2 separate regions of the Homo sapiens genome follow, and region 1 is linked to region 2. The links are chromatin loops, found by intact Hi-C in ENCODE. Cell type or tissue: CD4-positive, alpha-beta T cell. All regions are shown on one strand.

Region 1 (8,000 bases), 90 kb after region 2:
TGGAGCTGCATCTTACACATTCTATGCAGACGTAAATCCTCATGCCAGCACATGAGATGAAATAATAGTCCAATAACACCCTCGAAGTTCTGAAGTTCCCCATGAGATACAGTACATTCACCCCTCAGTATCCATGGGGGATTGGTTCCAGGACCTCCCTTGGATACTAAAATCCACCAATGCTTAAGTGCCTGATATACAATGGCATAGTATTTGCATATATCCTGCACACATCCTCCTGTATACTTTAAATAACCTGTAAATTACTTATAATACCTAATACAATGCAAATGCTATGTAAGTAGCTTTTATATTTTATTGTTTATGAAGTAATGAGAAAAAAGTTTGTACATGTTTGGTACAGATAGTACAGATAGTTTTTTTTTTTTTTTTTCCAAATAGTTTTGTGGTTTTTTTGTTTTGTTTTTTTGAGATAGTATATGGCTCTGTCACCCAGGCTGGAGTGCAGTGGCACTATCTTGGCTCACTGTAACTTCCACCTCCCAGGCTCAAGTGATCCTCTCACCTCAGCCTCCCAAGTAGCTGGGACTACAAGCATGCACCACCACACCCAGCTAATCTTTGTATTTTTTGTAGAGATGGGGTTTCACCAGGCTGCCCAGGCTGGTCTCAGATTCCTGACCTCAAGCAATCCACCTGCCTTGGAAGAACTGGGATTACAGGCATGAACCACTGTGCCTGGCCCCAAATCATTTTGATCTGAGGTTTGAATCCACAGATGCAGAACCCACAAAGATGGAGGGCCAATTCTATGTGTGGTTTTGTGTCTCCGACTTTATACAGGTCTGTGAGAACTGTGACTAATGAATTCATGGTTCCTATCTCACCTGCACTCCAGGGTATCGGCTCACTGAATGGAATGTTGAGCAGAATTGCTGTTACTATGTAAATTACTTTTCTCTTTTTTCCTTCCTTGCTTTCTCCCTCCTTCTCCATGAGTACATAGTTGAATTCTTGTGACACAATGCAGTATTCTGAAATGAGAAATGAATGGGCACGTGGCTCAGATGGTAAGAGCTCTGGGCTACCATGCGCAGTTCTGCCTCCCAACTGTCACTTTTTCCAACAGGACCAGGAGTTGAAATAAGGGAACTGATAAGTTCACAAAACCTTGAGCGTGATGCTGGTTTTTGTTAACTGAAAAATAAAAAAGTAACTCCAATTATAAGCAAATATTTAATTTTTTTAGAAAACAAAAATTTTTTTACTCTTATCCATTACTACTGATCCATTACAGATACTGCAAATATTTATTGAACAGTTATTTATAGATATACTATATCTTGCAGCAAACCAGCTAATAAACTTCACATAAATTGCCTTAATTGTTTCTCATGACAACCCGACAAAGTAGGATTTAGATTTCTTACTGGTTAACTGCTACTATATCTTAAATTTAAAAAATCTTTCAGGGTTTTAAAAGAATTATAGAATTTTATCCCCATAACTATTTTGTGAGGTTGTAGAATAGATGTTGTTTTGTAAGTAGCTGGGATTACAAGTGTGTGCCACCACACACGGCTAATTTTTGTATTTTTAGTAGAGGCAGGGTTTCACCTCGTTGGTCAGGCTGGTCTCGAACTCCTGACCTCAAGTGATCCTCCTGCTTTGGCCTCCCAAAGTGCTGGGATTACAGGCATGAGCCACCACGCCCAGCTGCCAATATGTTTTCTAAAGCAGCTAAACCTCCCCTTTCGGCCACAGACTTTTCTAACAAATTCATCTTGCTGAATTGGGTAGATGAATGCTGGACTTGTGACTGAGAAGAACAGTTGTTTGGAGACAGGCAAGTTAGTGGGAAGCGCATGAGCTAAATATTAATAATAAAGTGTCTGCAGATACCCAGAGACGCCAACACTGCTGGGGTGGCGGGTGTCTTGGGAGGGAGGATTGAACATGGGGTATGGATGTAGGGAGAGGAGAGTGTGTGTGGGCAGGGTGCTTCCTTGAGGAAGGTCATCTTTATTCACAGGAGGTGAAAGCACCATTCACACAGCATCGGAGCAGTTTTTTAAGGACTCTGCTTAGTTAGGAAGGAGGGAGGCATTCATCTTCTCATTTAATGGCACCATTTGCACAACTGAGCAACCATGGAAGCATTTCACTGTGACCGAAACACTTCTCACCACTGTGGCTTGGCATCTTTTTGTGAGAAAAAAGGCTCTAAAGAAATATGCTACCTTGCATTTGACATTCAGTTATTAAATTGTGTTGTGAAAAAGTGTAACATGCGGGCCGATTTAACAGCCTCATATAAATACTGTGTCCCAGAATGAACAACTTAAAAGAGGGGTGAACTGGTCACTGGGTAATCCTGGAAGAAATGGAAGACCAGCATTCTTCATCCATTATCAGCTGGATGGTAGTGCCCCTCTCGTGGGAGCTGAACATTATGAAGTGGCCTTCCTGTCAGTAGAGCTCAGAACCCTCAAATACCTTCTGTTGGGATTGCGAGTCGTATGTTCAGACTATAAAAAGGGCAGAGATAAGAAAGAGGATGTTTCGAAAACACCAAAGTAACTAACCCTTTAGGAGTCCTTCAACCTCCCCAGTTACCCTTGGCGCGCAGCATTTGAAGCTGTCTGTGAGGCCATCCTGCGCTTGTTTCCCTCAGACACTTTGTTTTTCATGTTTTGGCAGAATCTCCAATGAAAACTATGTTCCTCACGGGCTGAAGGTGGTGCAGTGTCACAGCCAGGGTGGCCTGCGCTCCCTCATGCAGCTGGAGAGCCGCTGGCGTCAGCACTTCCTGGACTCCATGCAGCCCAAGCACCTGCCCCAGCAGTGGTCAGTGGACCACAACCATCAGAAGCTGCTCCGGAAATTCGGGGAAGATCTTCCCATCCAGCTGTCTTGATAGCTGCTTTCCTCCCAGTTAGGACAAGTGGGAAGCTGGAGCCAAGGTTGAAGAGTCACCTCTTCCCATTTTAGTACATCATTAATTGTCAAAGCCTGTGTGACACAACTCAGAATACTAACCTAGACTAATCCCAGGATGCTTCTGCTGGAGCAAAGATATTGTTTGAAGGAGAGTTTATGGTTTTGGATTTTAAACGGGCAGGGTCTTTTTTCCTCTCATTTTTGTGGACAAGAGAGGCCTTCGCCTTTATTTTTACTCTCCCTCTTCTGCTGTCCCTGTGCAGAGGAAAAATGAAGAATTCTCCCAGAAGTGACTTGTCAAGACTTAAAAAAAATGTTTTTAATGCATTTCTTCCTTGTCTAGTGCCTCGGTTTATCTCTAACAGGGGCTGTCCAGTATATCGGTCCTGTTAGGAGGGGAGAAAAAGTTCTTCCAAAGGCTGGAGAAGTGAACAAGGAGTCAAATTTATTTTCCCAATTCAACTTCATAATTATCATTTCTTTGGCTTCATGCTCTCCCGTAACTCATGTGGTTGGGATCCATCCCATCTGGGTCACTTCAGTCTACTTCACGTACTTGAAAAGGCTTTCCTTTACACTTCCAGGACCAAACAGCAACTTCCTGCCACACACTTCCACCCTATCACTGGGAGAAATCCTTTTCTGGACATGAGCCTTTGACCTGGGTGGGGCAGAAAGAACCACAAACTCCATCTCCCAATAGAACTTTGAAATTCACTCAGCTTTTCCTTTCATGCTGTTTGTTGCCTGCTTGTTGCACTCCTCCTGCCCCAGAACTGCAAGATTTTTAGCTTCACCCCTTTCTGAGAGTAATGTTATCTTTTATCAGAATCAGTATCAGTTCCCCTGTATTCTGTGCTTCATCGAATTTGCAAGACTGACCTCTTTTAAGCATTTAATTCACTCCCAGAGTCATCTGGTCAGGTTGCAATATGAGGACTTCTCTGTCTCCTCTGAAGCCTGGGACACTGAGCTTACTTAATACATTAGATGTTCAAAAGAGGAGCGTTGTTTCATCTTTCAAAATGTTAGGCCATTACTTTGAGTATAAAATCGACTTATTAATGATTAGTAATTTTTCTAAAGTATTGGGAAAACTTTCTTATTTTATAAGATCTTAACAAGCTTAAAAAAGAATTTTATGACCAGAATCCAACAAGAGCTCTATTTTGGAATTGTGCCCAAGTTGGTGATGTTTACTCTAAAATTAATAATAAAACTACTTGTAAGCACAAGGCTCACTGGATGTAAATGTAAAACTTCGCGACTTTATAAAACTGGCATTCCTAGGGGAGGGGCTATTTATCCTACAGGTCCCTGCCTCCTGGCAGTGCCATGGTATGTGTGCATGGATATACCAGACACAGTCACCATCGGCCATCAGTAGCAGCCCATGAACCCACGTGCACATCCTGCATCTTGCTCTTCTGACCCTTCATTCCCACTTGTCTTCAGGCAGGCATTTCTGGGATCTAAACTAGAAATCCTTGAAAACAAATAGTACCAGCCACTTTGAGGAATGTGCATTCACTGTAGTGGGTTATTATGGGGTCTCTGCCTCCTGGCTGTGTTATGCGGAGCCCAGGAGTGGAGGAGAGCCGTGGAAATAGACAGGGAGAGGCTGGTACTTGGGTTGTGGTAATAGTCAGGCTTGCCACAAGAGGGCACTCATAGATTTGTTTTTATATTCATTCTTGAGAAAAAAGCAACTGGTTACTGAACGTAACTCATGACTTATGTTTCAAATTTTGCATAGCTGATTTTAAGTCATTTTGATAGCTTTGCAAGAAAAATTTTTCCTTTGAAACAAGGGAGTAGGGCTGTTTCATTTTCTTTCCTTCTAATCCTCATGCCAAGAGGTGAGAAACACTTAAGGTCATTTAAGGTGCTAGGGAAAGGGTTTTCCCATGGAGCTTTCTGTGAGGCGCAGTAAAATAGAGCCAGCAGCAAAGTAGAGGAAAAAGCCAGACTGCGTCACACAAGATTTCTCATCCTTTTCAGGAGAGAGTCACTGTGTAGATTTGAATCTTTTTTCTTTGAGTCTGCTTTGAACTTTAGCAGGCTTTTCCTAAGACTGACAATTGTCGTCTTAAATCAGAGATTTGAGGGTAGACTTATTTTATGGCAAATGTCTATTTTTCTGATATAAAAGTAACAATGCTCATTACAGAAGAATCTAAACAAAGAATAAAAATTAGCCATCTTCTCTCCATCTAAAACAGAGCTAAACTTTGCTGATATGTTTATGAATTTCCTTTCAGTATTAAAAAGTGCATATAAGGTGTATATTTACACAAAATTGAAGGTCATACATAGATACAGGTTGGTATCCTAACTTTACCCTCTCACTGATTAACATGGTATCACGAGTAACTTCCTATGTTTTTAAATCTTTGAAAATAGATTTCTAGTGGTTCTACCTTATCCATCCCCACACTGTTGAAAATTTTGGTTGTTTCAGATACTTTTATTATCAATGATGATGTGATAAAGTTTCTTGTATATATCTCTTTGGCTCTATCTTTGGTAATTTCTTAAGAATGGAATCTTAGAATTGGACTGTGAAGAGGGGGATTCACATTGCTGGGGCTAAGTACAAATTGACATCACCTTTTAGGAATGAAATGCTTCTCTTTGACCCTTTAGCTCCAGTGTCCCAGCATAGTCACTGGGCTTCATAGGAGTAGCAGTGAGAGGACAGTGTCACAGCAAGGGCCTCTCTGCATGCTCCCTGATCATTGTGTTTGCAGGTTCAGCATTTCTTCTTGAGTCCTTCCCTTCTTCCAACCTTATTGCCTCATTTCCCCCTTGTAGTCAATGTTTTTTGGAAACACTGTTTATTTTAAAATAAAAATGTAAAAAAAAGGTAAAAAAATAAAATTTTAAATTTTAAAATATAGGCTGTAGGCAGATGTTTTTTCCCTGCTACACAAACAATTAGTGATTTGCCATCCCAAAGTGAATGAGGCACAATATTCAGGGATTTGTTACGGCTTACGCTTAAGAGCACAGCCATAAGTTACTTATTCTTATCCATGTCACGGATAGAGATCAGATGACAAAATGTGTTCTGTTGAAATAAAGCCATTTTAATCATGCATTTTAGACTCTTAAGAATCCAGCAGGCAGAAAGAGGTTTTGTTCACCTTCCTATTCGCCTATTAGTTTGGGGCCCTAACATTTGACTGTAAGTTAAGTTCTTAGTTTACCCTGCCTCTCAATTTTTCATTCATTTATTTATCCTTTCTTCCTTTTTTTCCCCTTCCTTATGTCTCAGCCTTATAAGAAGTATCATTTTTTCTTTTAAAGGAGATATTTTCTCAGTTTGCTAGTTTACTAATTATTATGTATTTTAAATGGATCTTTCTTTCTGGTCTTTTATGTTTCCTATTATAAGATGGTTATTTTTTGAGAGTACCTAATCCCCTTAGGGATACACTGAGAATCAGTTTCTGTTGGAAGAGATAAACTAAAAGAGGGTATAAGAATGATTCTTGTTTTGATTAACTGTTGATTGATATGAATAACATAAAAATAATACATAATCTCCCCAGTACTTTTTTTTTTTTTTTTTTTTTGACATGGTCTCACTCCAGACTGGAGTGCAGTGGTGCAGTCATGGCTCACTGCTGCTTCAACCTCCAGGGCTCAGGCAATCCTCCCATCTCAGCTTCCCAAGTAGCTGGGACTACAGCCTTGTGGCACCATGCCTGGCTAATTTTTTAATTTTTTTGTAGAGATAGAGTCATGCTTTGTTGCACAAGCTGGTCTCAAACTCCTGGCCTCAAGCCGTCCTCTCACCTTAGCTCCCAAAGTACTGGGATTACAGGTATGAGCCACTGTGCTCAGTCCCCCAAATACTTTTGTTTTGGAATTCAGGTATAATTTTCAGGCATTCACCAAGATACCCCTTGTGCAAGAGCCCAGCACCTTCTGCCTGTCCCAGTCCTGGAGTAGTTTTGCATCAGGCAATGGAGTAGGGATGACGTGCAGCCACACAGCCCATGTGTTCAAAAGTACCGATTCCACCAGCCTGCTAGGAGACGTATTAGTCACTCCCTTTGCTTGAGGAAGCAAGGCCTTGCTTAAATGCTAGCATGTTATTTAGAAAGGTGGGAAGTACATTAGACCATTTTTTTTTTAACCAGCTTTATCTGTGGCCAACTCTGGTTGAAGGCCCCTAGAAACTGGGTAACTGGACCAAATGGTTAATCATTTGAGAGATAATCAAGAACTGCCTTTGCAGAGGAACAGAGTTGTCAAAGGACCTAGTTCATGCATCCTGGGTTGTACCCCCTTCTGATGTGGTGCAGGCTGCCTCAAAGGTCATTTTGTGTTGTGACTGAATGGAGATAATGTCATACCCTCCAGACTGAACTCAAAGCATTTGCTTTTTGCTATTTGTTATTCTTGAATTTTTCTCTCTTGCTGGATGGGTAGCCTGTTGCCTTTCTCCCAGCATAAGCTTCAAAAGCTGCCGAGTTTACAGGCAGCATTATTATAAGCATGATGTTTGGGTTCAGAAAATTCCTGAGTTGAAATGGCTACTTAGAATCTGCTTCTGCTGCTGCTGCTTTTTTTTTTGTTTTTTTTTTTTTTTTGAGACAGAGTTTTGCTCATGTCATCCAGGCTGGAGTGCAGTGATGCAATCTTGGCTCCCTGCAAACTCTGCCTCCTGGATTTAAGCGAGTCTCCTGCTTCAGCCTCCCAAGTAGCTGGGGTTACAGGCGTGCACCACCGCACCTGGCTAATTCTTGTATTTTTAGTAGAGACGTGGTTTCACCATGTTGGTCAGGCTGGTCTCGAACTCCTGACCTTAGGTGATCCGCCCGCCTCAGCCTCCCAAAGTGCTGGGATTACAGGCGTGAGCCATCGCACCCGGCCCCTACTTCTGCTTCCTAAAGATCTCCCTTCTCAGGCTGCAGCACGCCAGGGCGGAGTTGAGATTCTGGCCACTCAGGCCACCAGGGTATCTATTAAGTCCTGGGTAAGAAACAGAATTTTGAGCTTAGTCAGCTACAGGGGGCTGAAAAGGAATGAGACTGAAACATGGATAATTTTAAAGGAGGTATGTTTGTTTAGTGGGGATGGGGTAGGCT
Region 2 (8,000 bases):
GTAACCTCATTGATGTTGTTAGGATCTCTTGTAAGTGGCACTTCAAATACAATGTTGTTCCCCATCCCTCAAAGGACTAACACACATAAATATTCTAAGAAGAGACTACAATCATCAAGTATAAGCTAGTCTTTATAAAAAGTAATGTTAACGGGCTGGGTGGGGTGGCTCACACCTGTAATCCCAGGACTTTGGGAGGCTGAGGTGGGCAAATCATGAGGTCAGGAGTTTGAGACCAGCCTGGCCAACATGGTGAAACCCCGTTTCTACTAAAAATACAAAAATTAGCCAGGTGTGGAGGCACGCACATGTAATCCCAGCTACTCAGGAGGCTGAGGCAGGAGACTTGCTTGAACCCAGGAGGCGGAGGTTGCAGTGAGCCGAGATCCCGCCACTGCACTCCAGCCTGGGCGACAGAGCAAGACTCCATTGCCCCCACCGCCCAAAAAAAAAGTAATGTTCACTCAAAATCAAGTTCATAAAGCACCTTCACATATAACATTTCATTGACCATTCACTACCCCCATTCATCTACCAGTGAGGGCAATCTGTTATCCTCATTTTACAGATGAGTAGTGAAGGTACTTACCTAAAATCAAACACTTTGTGACTGGTAGAGCCTCCAACTCAAATCACATGACATCAAATCCCAAGCACTTTCCACACCACATTGTGCCTCCACATTCCACATCAAAAAGTCACAAAACTATCCTGTCTGGCTAATCTGCACTGGTCTATTAACAATACTGTAATAACAAATGTCTGTTATTAATGACACCATGTGTTATGAATACAAAAGAGAAAGAAAACAAACTCAGTATTTTCTCTGAGAGGCCTGGCGCTCTGTTCAGCACCCAACCTATACTTTAACTAACATAGTTCTCACAACAAGCCCCTCAGGTAGGTGCCAATATTCCAACTGTATACCTCAGAAAACACATTCAGAGAGGCTTAGTAACTTGACTAAAGTCACAGATTAAACAAATGACACAGCAATGATGTTAACCACATATCTGCTATACCACACTGCCTAACCCAGTATCACAGCGATGCCCCTTTCTGGTCATAAACAAGAAAAATCAAGTACTTTTTCGGTTAAAGTATCTTAACGTGTCAAATAACCATTTCTCCACTTGTTGCTGTCATAATTTCACTTCCAAGCACAGCACCTTTTCTCCTTCCTGATTTTCTCCGGTTTACTCAATATCTGCTGGCCTCACTGTGCCCTGGAAAAGGGGATAGCTGTTGGAACAGAAAAGTGATGTATTATTAACTAATAGTACTTTACCCAGCCACAGGAATCATGCAAATATTATTTCTGCCCTGGGTATAAGTTAATTCTATCAAGTAGTATGTGTCAGTTACCAGAAATGTGAGCCTGCCCAAACAATTATGAAATGAAAACAATGAACAAACTATGAACAATCTATCATTTTAATCACAGCTCTCTAAGGGCTTTCCAAACCAGACAAGACACAAGAACAACAAAATGCATAAAAGTAATCTCATTACCATCCCAGAGTCTGGCATCCCACTACATTACAACATTGGGGATACATAGCATTAGCCTCAGAATACTGTGCTCCCCCACTCAGGTGTTGACTGCTAATGAGAGACAAAGATAGATAAGAAAAAAATATAAACATGACACTAGTTTTAAACGTGGGAAAATTATTGAAGGACTTCCCAGAAAAAAATTCAATTAGCTTTAACAAGTTAAGGTTAATTAGGACTCCCAAAGGGGGCTTCCTTATCTGAAGCAAACAGGAGGAACTTTCTGTTAACACAGCTGTGTACTCATAATGGAAGGTAAATAGCTAAAAAGGCTTTAAACCAAAACTCTATGTTCAAGGAACAAATAGGAAAAGCTAGGTGTATCTTAGCCAAAATGGAGGAGCGATGGAATAGCCTGCTGATAGGACTAAGAACAGGAACAGGAGTAGATAAAAAGGAAACAGGAAGAACTGAGCTAGAGGGAGTATGGGGGGAAGGAAAAGGAGCAAGGGGCAAAGAAGGCTGGAACCCAGGAAGTACTGATGGAGATGGGCAACACAAGCCTAGAAGAGTAAGGAAATAAATACCCAGAATCGAAAGGTCTGCCAGAGCCTCCTCTGTGGAAATGACCCTCCTCTTTCACAGGCTAAAATTAAGATAAAGGAAATGACCTGGCCAAGACTAGAGAAAATAGAGTTCATTTAAGATACAGGGGAGCGTCCTGCCCAAGGATAAAAGTAGTAATAACTGGTAAAGAACATTTCGTGCTTTTAAAAATGTAACTTCAAATAGATAAATTATGTGGCATGGAAATTATCTCAATAAATTTGTTATTTTTTTTAAAGTGTGAGCTAGGCATGGTGGCTTATGCTTGCAATCTCAGCACTTTACGGGGTGAGGCAGGAGGATTACTTAAGGCCAAGAGTTCAAGACTAGCCTGGGCAACATAGGGAGACTCCACCTCTACAAAAAAAAAAAAAGTTTAAATTACCTGGGCATGATAGCACCTGCCTGTAGTCCCAGCTACTTGGGAGGCTGAGGTGGGAGGTTAGCTTGAGCCTGGGAGATCAAGGCTGCAGTGAGCAGTGAGTGATAGCCCACTGCACTCCAGCCTGGGCAACAGAGTGATACCCTGTCTCAAATAAATACGTAAATAAAGGTGTGTCAAGCTGGGCAACGTGTGACTACTTACAATTCCGTTAACATGATTAGTTCAGTTGTCTCTAAAAGAGTACCCCCAAACTCCCTCACTCGGTAGGTAAAGTTTACTTGTGTCTGGGAACTTCTCTGTTGTAATACATCGGGAGTTTTATGAATACATAAAAAACAACAGCAGGGAAACTGGGAGCTAGGTCTATAAAGAAGAGGTCTTCCCCCATTTTTGCTCTTCAAATTTATTTGATAAAATTTTATACGGTGCTGTGGGGGAAGGAGGCTTTTGTCTGAAAGATCAGGTTTCTTCAGAGGATGATCTAGGGCCAAAATCTACCTAGTCAAAGAGAAAACGATCTGGGGTACAAAAGTCAAGTCAGTTCTGGACAGACCCCAGAAGGTTTATCATAAAATGATCACAGAAGACCTTTCTCTTTGCTACCCCCAAATTGGACTGTACGCCCCATGTCACTTCCGAAGGTTACTCGCGAAGACGGATGCTTTGCCAAGATCCCAGAAGTTTCTGGCGAGCTGCTCACGGACACAAATTAGAAAGACATTCAGGGACCGACCTGGGTGAAGCTAAGCGCCACGTCCAGCGCTGGGTTCCCCCTTCATCCCTCCCAATATAGGAAAAGGGACAGAAGAGGGCAGCAGCCAAGCAGGAACGCCCAATCAGCCGTCTTCACCCCCCCTCCCCTGAGCCAGGTTTCGGGGAGCCGCCCCCTAGCCCTCACGTAGGCCCATTCCCACCCGCCCCTGCCCTGGGCCCGCGACCCCAGGGAGGAGGGGACGACGGCGGCGAGCGCCCCCACCGGCAGCAGGCGCACCTCCCCAGGGGCAGCTGTCGCCGCGGCCCGCGGGGCCCGGGCCTCCCCGGGAGCAATAGGCTATCGATTCAGCTGCCTGTCGCTAGGAGCCCCGGGAGAGCGAGGCCTACACCGCCCGGCCGGAGCCCCGGCCTCGATTTCGCCACTTTCCCCAAACCAGAGGGAGAGCCCGGGGGCAACCAGGCCCGTCTGGGCGAGAGGGAGGAGAAGCAGAGACCACTTGCAACAGCGGCCGCGGGAAACGGGGTGCGGGGCGCCGGGCTCCCGCCAACAAGTCTCCCGGGGGTCCCCCACCCTACCGCCTGCCTCGCAAGTTGCGCATTCAAGTTCAGGCTGGTGCCCTTTAGCCTCCACAGCCCTCGCCACTCTCGAAACTGTATTAAAAACAAGACGCAGAAGAGGCCACAACCGAACGAAAGGCGATGGTGCTGGGCCTCTAAGAGCGCCGAGGGGGGCGGCCCACAGCGACCCTACCGCCCCAGTCACTTCCCCTCTGCAGACCCCGCCAGCCCCCGGGTCGCAGCCCCCGGCCCCTCGGCGTCCGGGTCTGTCACCGCCCGCTTCCCAGCCCCAAGACCCCTTTTCCTTAACGCCGGCGACGGGGGCTTCAGCTCCCCCTTGCCTCCGGCGCTCCTCGGCCTCCTCACCCTCCACATCCCCAAAATGCCCCCAGCACCTTTTAAAGTACGCGGAGGAAGAGTTTGCCGTCAAACTTTGTAGAGCGGTAACCTCGCCCCCCTCCCCGACCTACACTTTCAGGGCAGGCATCAGGAGAGATCACTTTGCACTTGGGATAAAGCGAATTAAGGAGCTGTCAACCATTTTAGGTCTTTTTTATAGAAGACATCCTCTCCTTCCCCTCCCCCTGCAATGGTTTTAATTTGACACCAAACCTTCCCACCGCAGAAGGGGGTAGAGAAAGGGAGGGGGTGGGGACAGAGGGCAGGAGGAGGGTGACGGGGGAGAGCGAGAGGGGGAGGCTGGGAGGGTGCGGGGAGGCGCGGGGAGGGGAAGGGGGTTGATTTACCTGAGACCAGCCACTGGCCTCCATTGTTGGAGAATTCAATGGCATTGACACAGCCGAAGTGGCCGAGGAGGTCCTTCTTGTAGAGGTTTCTGCAGCCCCGCAGGCGTCTCCTCTGAAAGTCCTGAGTGAGCAGGGGGTCCCCATGCAAGCCCCGCTGGGACAAGAAGCCCACCACTGACCTCATGCTGCCCCCCAGGCCAGCTCTCCTCTTCATGCTGGAACCGCCGCCGCCGCCGCTCGCGCCGCCGCCCCTCCCTCGGCCTCACGCGCGGCCGCTGCTCCCCCCACCCGGCCCTCCCCCCGCGCTGCGATCCGGATGGTTCTTTAACCAGCCATGGCAGGCAGAGCGAGGTGTGCAGACACTCGGCGGCGTTCGCGGCTTCCTGACGGTCCCCTCCCTCTCCTTCCCCCCGAGGCTCCTCCCTCTGCCTCTCCGCCTCCTCCAGCAGCTGATCCTCAGCTGCCGCCGCGCTTCCGCGATGCGCGGCCCTTCCGCCGGCTGCGGGGCCCCGAGAACGCGGCGTCGGCGCCCCTCCCCTCCGCGGGGGGCTGGCCGGAAGAACGCGGGCGGCCGGCCCGGAGACCACGGGCGCCGGCTGCTTTCCCAGTTGAGCCGCTTCCCGCCTGGGGACCTGGGTGGCGCCGGGCGGAGACCCCTCTGCACCCCAGCGCCCCGCACTCCGCGGAGTTGAATGCGCGTAACAATCCGAGTGGCCGCCGGGCTTTGGCTCGCCTTCCTCCCGCGGGGACCCGCGGGCCGGCTGCTGCCCGGAGGCCAGCGCCCGTACGAGTTCGGGGAAAATGCGGCTGGAGTGGGGGAAGGTGCGGGCGGGGGCTCCGGCCCTCCTTCCTCTGCTGGCCTCTGCCTTGGGCAGTCCGGCCCTGCCCGAGGCGGGGGAACCGGGAGGTAGGGCCGCACACTTGGAGGAACGTTGCCTGGGGGTTTTGTTCGCGCACCCGCCCCTTCCCCTCTCCCGGTAAATGTTTAACACCACCGCTCATCCCCAAGTCCAGTTCTCTAACTCTTCCTTCCTCCGGTCCTTTAGTTGAAAAAGGCTAAATTGTTCCGTCTGGCAGATTAGAGTGGTACATGGGGGGAAAGAGAAAGGGATAAAGAAGTAGGAAGAAAATTGCCAAAACCGAGTTGATGAAGTCCCGAGAAGCACGAGGTACTTCTCTCCGTTCCAGATAAATTTGCACGACACAAGAAGCGTGATTTGAAACTAACGATATATGTTATTTAATTGGGTTCGGTGAGCTCCTCTTAAAGGTCTCGAGTGGGGAGCACTGAGGTTGGACAGCTGTTAACCAGCAGCTGCGCTCCAGGCCAGAAGTGGCTGCACTTCAGTAGGATGGGAGTCACCGCGTTGACCCTAGTGGGTGTTAAATGCTTTGGAATTCTACCAGATACAGTTAAAAGTCCCCTTTTCGATGTATTATAGTACTTTTCCTGGAAGCTATCCTCTGTCATTAAGTGGTAATAAGCTACTGAAATAGGCACTTGTCAGTTTTGCCCTTTCAAGTTAGCAGGAATTACATCCTCTGGACCAGAGATGGCACAGGAGCAGTTGAGTAGAATCATCATTGAAAGATGGGCTGTACATCTCTGATCTGGGGAAAATAATAATAATTTTTTTTAAAAAAAAAGATCGGCTGAACATGGAAGAGGTTTACCCGTCAAACAAAATTATTTACTTCTACTTTTTGTTCAGTGACAATACGATTAATCGTACTAATAACAAATATGCAAATGTTTCATATAAAAGTACATATTCTAGCAAACATTACTAAACAGAAACCAAATTCCATCAGAACTTGGGGAAAAGGGCAAAAAATAAATAAATTTTTAAAAGAAAGAAATCAAATTCCAAAAATGTGAATTTTAATGGAATATTGTTCCCCTAAATAGGAAACTATGTGGTACTTAAAAGGTTTTATCCTCAGGATGCCTTCTAATAATCCTTTGTGTTTATTCATTATAATCACCACCTAAAAATTAGTAGCAGTATACCAGCTTTATTAAAGATGTATAGCACCAAACATCCTTCTGTCATTGCAATGTCAAAATGTGTAATTAATCATTTATTTTTGTGATGATATGAGTCTCCCCACTCTGCTGTAAGTTCTCTGAGAGCAGGGACTACGTCTGTTCTGCTCAAGGGTGTATGCCTGGAGCCAGTACTTGCTGGCACTAGTGGCCGCTTTAATACTTGCTGAATTCATGAATGTACTTAGGGAGTGGGGAGGAGTTTGAAGGGAAAGGTCGTGCTTTCCGGTTTGGATATGTTGAGTTTGACCTGTTTCATTCCAGTGGAATCCACTTGTTCCAAGGCCAGTTTCCCTGCTCACTGTTCCTTTGCTTGGCATACTCAGTCCACACATTCAAAACCCCCTCTAACTTCTTCCAGTTAATAGGCCATCATTTATACCTATTTGCCTGGGGTGGGGGAGATTTGTTCGAAGTGGCCTTTACTGTGGCAGTGTATAATACGCATCCTCCTCTGCCCTCTTAAGCACATACCCCCTTTACAGTTTTTACTGAATTCCTGGGAAAATTGTCCCATTTACCTCAGCATAAAAATAGACCAGCATCTGGTCACATGCCAGCCCAAATCTAGGACTTTGCTGGAAACTTCCTTAACTGTTGGGTGACCAACAGTGACAGAAAGGTAGGACCACCTAGTCTGTTTATATCCTACTGCTAGTCTGGCCAGATTTTTATAAGCCTGAATGAAATATCTTCCTATTCCTATAATTAAGAGTTGTCGGATAAAATGGAGGATACCCAATTTGGTATGAATTTCAGATAAACAATGAATGTTTAAGTATACCCCATGAAATATTTGAGATATACTAATATTGTTTATTTGAAACTCGAATTGGGCATCCTGAATTTTTTATTTGCTCAATCTGGCCACCTACTTATAACCAACTTCAAAAGATGAAACTCCATAATATCAATTTGCTTTTACTAGGAATTTAACATAGTCCCTTGTGTCATTTATTGCAAACTAATAATATGGTACATAACTACCTACCACAAACTTTTTTTACCACACCTGTAACAAAATTGCAATACCACAAACATTTAATCAGCTTTGATGACCACATGAGCTTTGTGTTTTTCATATAGGCATTTATAGTGAAAAGGCCAGTGTACTTAGCTTTAAAATAGCAAATGAAATTACTTCTGAGTAAATTGAACCACTGCAGAGAATGTATGGAGGAAGAGGGAGAAGAGTGAAAAACTCATATTTTTCTTTCCTAAACCCAGAAACTTATGTGTATTAACATTCATACTTAGGAAGCCTTGAAACACTGATTTGGAAATTCATTCTGGAAAAACAAAGATATGGAAATTGCTTAACCCAAGAACTCTTAATTGCTTCACCATAGGTTGAATACTGGTCAAATGTAGAATTCCCAGAAATGTATTTACTCTTTGACTTCTATTTTGTTTGACTCCAATATTGCTGAAGATAGAGTAAGGAATCTTT

Evidence for each region. Hi-C counts contacts between places; a loop is a spot of excess contacts. Peaks named below come from ENCODE experiments on the same cell type or tissue, not always from the same donor. Only the 100,000 strongest peaks of a DNase experiment are listed, where the experiment ranks them.
Region 1: a loop joins it to region 2, with 2.4 times the contacts of the local background. A loop is called at or near these places in 11 of 110 quality-filtered maps.

What each region holds. Positions count from the first base shown.
Region 1 is chr14:69,238,223-69,246,222 of GRCh38, forward strand. It overlaps EXD2 (exonuclease 3'-5' domain containing 2), which reads left to right. Exons shown (of 10, transcript NM_001193360.2): 10 at 2,662-5,796. The coding sequence ends at 2,878. All of the region lies in intron 2 of GALNT16-AS1 (GALNT16 and EXD2 antisense RNA 1), which reads right to left. Among named protein-coding and RNA genes, the nearest start is that of GALNT16, 18 kb to the right of the region's middle. RefSeq lists an enhancer at 500-1,124. In CD4-positive, alpha-beta T cell, CTCF peaks have their summits at 4,547 (motif pointing right) and 4,746; a DNase peak (open chromatin) is centred at 4,549.
Region 2 is chr14:69,148,262-69,156,261 of GRCh38, forward strand. It overlaps DCAF5 (DDB1 and CUL4 associated factor 5), which reads right to left and starts at 4,858. Exons shown (of 9, transcript NM_003861.3): 1 at 4,504-4,858. The coding sequence starts at 4,717. RefSeq lists silencers at 3,173-3,632, 3,793-3,842, 4,663-5,302. In CD4-positive, alpha-beta T cell, a CTCF peak has its summit at 3,345; DNase peaks (open chromatin) are centred at 3,470, 4,410, 4,900, 6,670 and 1 weaker place; H3K4me3 peaks cover 3,432 bases; H3K27ac peaks cover 2,662 bases.